Linked DNA regions of Homo sapiens: all the other regions are linked to region 1. The links are chromatin contacts, found by Hi-C or POLR2A ChIA-PET in ENCODE. All regions are on one chromosome and are shown on one strand. The core of a region is the stretch at or near the end of the contact, and the rest is flanking DNA. Distances in the headings are between cores, read along the strand shown.

The links. A loop is a pair of places that touch in the nucleus more often than their neighbours do. ChIA-PET counts read pairs that join two places held with the same protein, here RNA polymerase II (POLR2A). Pooled maps may share reads with other maps.
Region 2: a map of endothelial cell of umbilical vein shows a loop between it and region 1 (3-fold over the local background). The contact joins two enhancer-like sites. A Hi-C loop is called at or near these places in 2 of 168 maps with a recorded cell type or tissue (endothelial cell of umbilical vein and posterior vena cava) and 4 of 50 pooled maps.
Region 3: a loop to region 1 is called in a pooled map, with 3 times the contacts of the local background. The contact joins the promoter of USP16 here to the enhancer-like site in region 1. A Hi-C loop is called at or near these places in 5 of 50 pooled maps. POLR2A ChIA-PET finds 5 or more read pairs at or near these places in 2 of 52 experiments (HEK293 and activated CD4-positive, alpha-beta T cell).

What each region holds. Positions count from the first base shown.
Region 1 is chr21:28,743,836-28,746,606 of GRCh38, reverse strand. It overlaps a transcript of HEMK2 not described here. Among named protein-coding and RNA genes, the nearest start is that of HEMK2, 140 kb to the left of the region's middle. RefSeq lists an enhancer at 907-996. Within about 2 kb of position 1,391, at least 10 of the 41 ENCODE cell types and tissues checked have a DNase peak (open chromatin) inside an H3K27ac peak, as active enhancers do; they include endothelial cell of umbilical vein, where a contact is called at or near this core.
Region 2 is chr21:28,282,413-28,285,183 of GRCh38, reverse strand. No RefSeq gene overlaps it. Among named protein-coding and RNA genes, the nearest start is that of LINC01695, 55 kb to the right of the region's middle. Within about 2 kb of position 1,368, at least 5 of the 41 ENCODE cell types and tissues checked have a DNase peak (open chromatin) inside an H3K27ac peak, as active enhancers do; they include endothelial cell of umbilical vein, where a contact is called at or near this core.
Region 3 is chr21:29,023,323-29,026,093 of GRCh38, reverse strand. USP16 (ubiquitin specific peptidase 16) reads right to left here and starts at 1,426. Exons shown (of 18, transcript NM_006447.3): 1 at 1,317-1,426. RefSeq lists an enhancer at 1,161-1,550.

The sequences.
Region 1 (2,771 bases), core at 142-2,641:
TTCTATCACGTCACCCTATTTTGATTTCCAGTATAGTTATACATTTTATAAGCTACATTTATCACTCATATATTCCCTTAAAAATATTTATTTTCCGTTGCTCATCTCCCTACCTGCACACATGGTCGTGAGCAAAGAACTTGCTTGTCCTACTGATCTCTGCATTCTCAGTGCTCGGTGATATTTGTTGAATGAATGCAGGGCAATGCTATGTCTATGCTTTATGTCATTATCTTCTGACTCACTGCAAAGACAGGAGTCCCCCACGGGCAAGGAACATACTAAGAGTAGTATGTACCTCATGTTGTTATTGAGACATTTCAAAACATGTAAACATATTTACAGTGATGAAGTATACAGAATACTGCCTGCCACAGAAAAAGCTCCAAATAAATATCAGCTGTTGTTACTGTAGGATGTATACATATTTTTATTTATATTCATATAGTTTTGTTATACATATAAAACAAAACGTTTTATCAGTTTTTATTACTTACACATGTCTACATTATATATGGTGTTAGCTATTGTTATTCTGTTATTTGATAGAGTATCCAATAAAATATGTTACAAGATTTTGCTAAATACCATAAACTAAATGCCGACCACTTTTTTCTCACCTGGCTCTATTTCAGGATTCAGCCAGGTTTCTCTGTCTGGGAGTGTTAATGTTTCTTAGCTAAGCAGCTGCAGTATCTGCGGTTACTGAAATCGTCCTGAAGGTGGCAGCGGAGAGCTAAGGTTTGGAAAGTGCTCACATGTTCTTGTATACATGCTGGGATAGGATTTGAAGGGGGTGAGAAAAGTTATTCCATGGGGCTGTTTTTGCATCTTCAAAATTCCTTTCATCATTATTATTGTTGGGAAGGGGTGTGTTATATGTCGGGAAGCTGCTCAAATGCAAATGATATCTGGGAAGTGGCAGCCAGCTATTATTCATGAAACCTCAGGCAACGTGAGAGCATTAGAGCATTCATCCAGATGCAGGAAAGTGGAACTGCTGGTGAGGTGAGATAGAGGGCAGGTAAAGGGAAGAAAAGGGCTTGGTTTTGGATGGGCGTTTTCTTGGTTCCGAGGACTTCTTGATCTGTGGAGAGGGGTACAGGCAGGAGAGGTCAAAGCTGAGCCCTCTAACTGACGGGGCCAGGGCAGGGCCCCTCTCGTCCGGGTCTAAGGCAGTAAACTCCTGGAACAATCTCATACAACATCCATCTGCTTGTTTAAATAACAAGCCGATTCTATCATGTCTATGTGTACAAATCAGACTCTCTGGGGAGTAAGTATGTGAAAGGAGACTGGAAATATCGTTAACGATTTTCAGACATTTTCTCCAACTAAATCTGAAATACTGCATACTGACCACGAGATGACAGTATTGCACCACTAAATGCTTACACCACAAGCTTCCATCTTGTAAGCTCTTAGAGATCTAACACAAAATCACTGTGCTTCCCACTCGCAGCAGTCATTGGAATTATGCTTATAAACAGCAATTTTTCTTTATTTGCACTTTTTCCATAAATGAGGAATACATTTTTTGCCAATAGTGGCTACTGTATGTATACTTCGGTTATTGTCTTGGGAAAATGGGTGTTGAAAAAATTGAATTGTCTGTGACTCTACACATTTTATAATTCAAAATTTGTGAATAAAATTAATCAGCATGTGAGTTAAAGTGCAGTATTCCTTCAGCTAGAACTGCAAGACCAAAAAAACCCCATAAAAGTGTTTGGTTTATAATTTACTGTTTTTAATTTATGGTCTATAGTAAGATTTTCTAAAAGCATGAAACAGAATGGTTCTAACATATGGTTTTATATAGTTTACATATTTATAACCATGTTTATCTAAAATAGCTCTCTGTAATGCATTTATGTGGTTGAAGAGTTTGAAAAGGTGATTATCAAATGAAATAATGTATGTAAAATACCCAGCTCAAGCCTCACACATGGCAGGAATCATAATAAATAGAGGCTCTTGTTTCCTTTATTAAGAAGAAATCATAAATTAGTGGATAAGTGCAAAAATCCTTTGCTACTATGAAACAGGAGAGGCCAAACAGTGAGATATCATAGAGTGAGTTGCCTCTTATGCCTTTCTAGTTGAGTAGTCAGAGAATGAAAAACTACTTAAGGTTCTACCCTTCCACAGACACTGCAGATGAAAGTGTTCGGCAATTAACCATGAATGACTTTCAGGAACAGCAAATCCATGCTTTTCTATTTTACTCAACTTGGATTACATCTGTAGTGCAAATTTAAAAGAACACTTCTGGGGACAGTTTTTCCCAGGATCTATTTATTGTCTCATTTTTTTCTTTTTTTAATTGTTAATTTATTTTATTTTTGTAAAATATTTTAATGTTTATTTTAGGTTCAGGAGTACATGTGCAGGTTTGTTATATAGGTAAACTCATGACTCAGGGGTTTGGTGTACAGAGTATTTAATTACCCAGGTACTAAGCATAGTATCAGATAGTTTTTTCTCTTCTGAACCTCTCCCTCTTCCCAGCCCCCACCCTCAAGTAGGCCTCAGTATCTGCTATTTCCCTCTTTCTGTCCATGAATTCTCATTATTTAGCTCCCACTTATTAGTGAGAACATGTGGCATTTGGTTTTCTGTGTTAGTTTGCTGAGGATAACAGCCTCCAGTTCCATCCACGTTTCTGTAAAGGATGCAATCTTGTTCTTTTTCATGGCTGTATAGTATTCTGTGGTCTATATGTCCCATGGCTATTTTCTTTGATAGTCTCAGAACAATAAAACATTCAG
Region 2 (2,771 bases), core at 119-2,618, 460 kb after region 1:
GTTTAAAAGGTGCAAAGTAACACCTTGTTTTAATTGACATTTCTCTCATTACTAATGATCTAGTGATTTTGAGTGTGTCTTTATGTGCTGTTAATTTCTTTTTCATGATTTTTGCTTTTTTTCTTCAGGAGCATCTTTATTCTTGTTGATTTATAGACTTATATAATCTTTCTTTTTGTTTCTTTTCTGAATTAAATATCTTCTTCCATTTTTCCATCTGTTTCTTAACTTTTGTCTATGTTATGATTCATAGACTATAAATCTGCATTTTGGCATATTGAAAATTATCTTTTTTGTCTTACATTTGTGTTTTTGGTATTTTTGTTTAAGATACCATTCTAAGATCCTGCTACAAAGATATTCTATTACATTTTCTCTAGAAATTTTATGGTTTTTAATTGACGTAGTGTACGTGTGTGTGTGTGTGTGTGTGTGTGTGTAGGTGTGTATCATGTTATGTAGAAATCTAGGTTTTTCCTATTTATAGTACAAACCCTTTCAGAATTCAAAGTTGATTACAATTATGTTTAGGTAAAAAAGGATTTCAACAATATCAACACAAATATGGCATTTTCACTGAAAATCTGCAGTCTAAATAGGTACACAAAAAGGAAAGAGAAATACTTGGAAGATCCAAATTTATACCCTGCCAAAATATCATTATCTAAGTAACACTGTTTTCTATTTGATATTTCTAGAATTACAGACTACTAGGAAAACCTGAGACTTAGCTAGCAGCAGCTAGTGGCACAGGTGAGATTTCTTTCAAATCTCAATGGCTTTCATGTGGATGTTGACTGATGGAAGAAGAAAAACCTGTCTTTGATAAAGTACAAACAATTGCTTCAAGCACTCTGACTTCACCTTGACCTGTTTTCAAGTGATTAATTTCATCATATAAATAGCTACAATACAACACTGACAGGGCTTCAGCTTAGACAACCCTTCACCCCTGGCCCTCAGGCCTCAATTCCTTTACTATTTATATCTTTAGGAGCTGGCACCACTTTTTCTTGTAACAATGCAACAATAACTACTAAATCTAGATCTTTTTATCTTCTGCCCAACCTCCCCCAAAATGCTGATGTTCAGAGTATTGTACAGTAGACAGACAATCCATCATGTCAAATGTGCTGGCAGACTGGCTGACTTCTGCCTTTATGGAATTCAATGCCTTGCCAAGTAAATAAATATAGTAAAAAACACAGCCAAAATTAGATATGCCTTTAAATAAGTTATTATAGGAAATTTGCCAAGAGCTTTTTCTTTCCCGTCTCCCAGACTGCCTGTGTGTAAGGTCAAAAGGTCAGAGTAGATTCTGCCTCGCCAGTTCTAACATCACATCATCACATAGTTCCACTCTGCTTCATGATCCTTCCTGCTAATCAAAGCAAGCCTGTGGAGTCTGTTCGAAGTTACTGAAGAATTATTTAGCAATCCTGCCAGAGCTCCTCGCCTATTGTTCACAACCAGGAGTGTTATCTCATCTTTGGGCCAAAGAACAGTTTATCTTTCCTCAGAAAGACAGATATGAAAGCACTTAAGGGGCACACACTCTCTAGCCAATCATGAAAAATCACATCCAAAAGCTATTTTGCAACTTCTCAGCTACTGGGTCAATTTGTCCGATATCTAAATAGTTCCTCCTTTTGTTAAAGAAATTTCCTGCTTTGAAGAAAACATTAGAGATGAAAGGTTACAAAAACTTGGTGGAGTGAGAAGAAACTTGCATTGGACAGAACGCATAAGGAGATGCATTCCCTTTAAAATCAAACAAGGAGGAAGCTTTTGTTGCAGTTAAACTGATCCAATTTCCATTATGTTTAAAATGATTTTTGTTCAGAAGTGTACAAACCAAAGGTGTTTACTAAAAAACTTTACCACTTATGGTATTATTTTAAAAAAGATAAATAAACGTACCTCTTCTAAATATTTAAAACATGAAATATTTATCTCAAATGCGAATTGATTTTTGACGCTGATTATCAAGTAGAGGTCTTGACTGCCGCACACTGAAGTGTAACTGCCTTTCCATGCAGGCATGACCAGAGCATAATTAATATCCCACATATTTGAGGCACAGAGATCTAAAAATCTCTATGTAGCACTGCCAGGAGCTTGAAATCGAGGAGCGAAAAGTATTTGAATAGCCAAAATTAACATTGCAAAGCCCTGACTTGAAAGCCAATGTAAATCCTACAAGTGAATCCCATGCCATAACTCATCTGATTAACTTGATTTTTACATTTACTTTCCCCATTTTAAGCACAGAAAAGGACAGAGAGCAGGCTGGGTCCATATTACTATACTTGCTTTACAGATGAGAAAAGCCCAGACTTAATGAGGTTAACTATGTTGCCCAAGTCCAAACATTAAATGTTTTAGATTTTAGGGAATATGATCATAACTTGTTTAATAAAGAAGATAAATTCAGAGACCCTTAACCATCAGAAACCCCTTTCTCCGTATGTAAAGCGGAGGCATGTAAGTGTCTTTGCAGGTTGGTGTCTGTCCAAGCGAGAGCTGGCTTTCTCTGGCCCTTCAGCTGCCAGCTCCGTCTGCCGGTGTTGCTCGATCTTGGAGGTTTTTTACCAACTTGTGATAAGCTATTGAATAGGATCAGAATAGGGCTAAAGAAAGTCTATACCAGGGAAGTGGTAGCAGGATTAAAATGAGAGACTGATTTGAAAAATGTTTTAGAAACAATATTTGAGACTTATCAAAAAGTAAGTATCCATCATCTATTCCTTTTTGGGAAATATCTTATGGAT
Region 3 (2,771 bases), core at 177-2,676, 280 kb before region 1:
CTAAATCTTACCAATCTTGGAAGCTCTCCATTTCAAGGAAGCCTTAGACAATCATTCTACTCTAAATAAACCTCTCCACTGAACTTCCCCAGTATTTATGGTATGCTCTAGTCATCTTGTCCCCTTATCCCATATTCTAGTGAATTTCTTAAATCTTTAATCTGGGTTTATGTTATTTCTGTAAGCAGAATCTAAAGTTCTTAGAAAAATAAATGGTTTCAAGCACAGTTTTGGAACTGCCTATAATATCTAGCATAATGTTAGTACATAGCAGGTCCTGAAGAAATACTTCTTGCATTGAAATAGAAAAATAGAATAGTACCTGAGGCATAAAGGATGATTACAAGGTGCAAAGGTAGGTACATAAGAATGAAGCAAACAAGTTCTGGTGAAAAAGAAAAGGGTGAAAAATGAGAAGTCAGAAGTCTGCAGTAGTGAAGACAGCACTAGTAAATCTGGTTTGAGGATTGCAGCAGCTTAGACTCCATAGGAAAACTTGAAAGACGAATTGTTAATTACTGCAGGCAGAGGACAGAGGGGTCACTCCAGTGCTGCGGAAAGAGCCTCAGTAAAGTTCTGACAACTATAAAGGCAACTAATGAGTCATGAGGAGAGCATATTGTGACTTCCATCAGCTATAAAACATCAATAAACTTAATACACTTTTCAAGTAGTGTCATCGGATGAGCATTAACGTCTTAGTGAAATGACTCTTCGCAGGACTCCATACAAAATCTAAATCAAAGATAGTCTTGCCGGTTCTCATATTATTCCAAGTCTCTTCACTCTCTGCCCTCCCAGTCTTCCCCTGCCTACTCGGTTCCATTAAAAATGTAAGCGTGTGGAAAACTTTGTCAGCAGGTGTTAACGTGGCTTTCAAGTTTTGCGTATATCAATCCCCTCCTAGATATAGTCAATTGGATAAGTGACAGATCCTGCTTTTCCTACCAGCCGTATGAACACGGCTGCAAATCCAGCTCCAACCCATAGGGAAGTCCCTGCCACGCGCCACCCACCCATTTGCTCGGCGCCTGCCACACCTTCCCTCTCCTCCCCTTCTAACTGCTCCGATCCCACGGGGGAACCTCTGGGTCCACGGGGTCGAGAAGGCCGCCAGCAGCGGCATCTCATTGGCCAGCTTCTGGAACTGACAGAACATGCAGCCAATGAGATCGCAGTACCGGAAAGTAGCCGGGTTACGTGCTTAAGGAGAGCGGCCTTCAAGAAGAGAACGAAGTTGGGGCGGAAAACAGGAGCTCTCCCAGCGCAGAAAGCCAGGCGAGCGACGACTGCCAGGCAGTGGGACCAGAACTCACCCACGGCGACAGAGCCCATAACTGCATCCCCTCATGGGCCTTTGGGCTGGGCAGCCAGCTCCGTCTTCCTCCTGGTGACGAATTGAGAGCGACGGAGTCGAAGCCAGAGTGACCCCTGGAAAGCAATAACTTCCGGAACGCGGCATTATGGGAAGTGGCTAGGCCACCACCACCCCACCCCCACCTCCCGGGACCATCGGCTCTGACGCTAGTAAATCTGCGCCTGCGTGCGGCTTGCGCCGGATGTTCGGGTTTAGGGGTTTGGTTGTCAATGGGTTTTCTCGTCTCTGACATAACCACGAAGTTATATAAATGCTCCTGAAGTGTGGGCATCCGGTGGTGGTCTGAGCCTTGGAGTTTCCTAGATGGTTACCTTTCTGGAACACATTATATTTGGAGCTAAAAGGGGGAACGCTTAAATTTGTTTCCGTAATTCTGTCCTGTCGACTTCTAAAACTGAGTACCTAAGTTGTCTTGAATTTACCTTCCTGCACCATGTCAGAATAAAAAACGCAGCGAGTGATTTTTTGTTTGTTTGAGACGGAATATCCCTCTGTCGCCCAGGCTGGAGTGCATTCTTCTGCCTCAGCCTCCCGAGTAGCTGGGACTACAGGCGCACGGCACCACGCCCAGCTAAAATTTTTGTATTTTTAGTAGAGACGGGGTTTCACCAATTGGCCAGGCTGGTCTCCAACTCCTGACCTTGTGATGCGCCCGCCTCGGCCTCCCAACGTGCTGGGATTACAGGCGTGAGCCACCGCGCCCGGCCGCGAGAGTGAATTTTTAAAGCAAAACCGAAAGACGGTGTCAGATAAATTGCGGGGGAGGAGGGGATTTTCAAATATTTACTGTCCATTCTTTGAAAATTTGTAAGTGCGAGCCCTGGCGCGGTGGCTCACCCCTGTAATCCCAACACTGGGAGGCCGAGGCGGGTGGATCACGTGAGGTCAGGAGTTCGAGACCAGCCTGGCCAACGTGGTGAAATCCCGTCTCTACTAAAAATACAAAAAATTAGTCGGTCGTGGTGGCGGGCGCCTGTAATCCCAGCTATTCGGGAGGCTAAGGGGGAGAATCGCTTGAAGTCTGGAGGCAGAGGTTGCAATGAGCCAAGATCACTCCATTGCACTCCAGCCTGGGCAACAAGAGCAAAACTCCCTCTCAAAAAGAAAAAAAGAAAATATGTAAGTGCACACTTTGTGCCAAGCCTTTCCTCAAATGAATTAAACATAGGCCTCTCTGCCCTGGAGTCTTAGTTTAGTAGAGAAGATAGTAATCGCTACCGTGGGGGTCGGGGGAGTTGCAGATAGCTATAGAAAAATAGATATGTAAACAGGTAATTCACCATAAAAGAACAATTGGTCATAAAATAAATGTCCATCCTTACTAATCAGATAAAAGGAGTTTAAGATGGTGGCATACTAACCACCAGAGTAACATTTGGTTAAATTTGGGGGA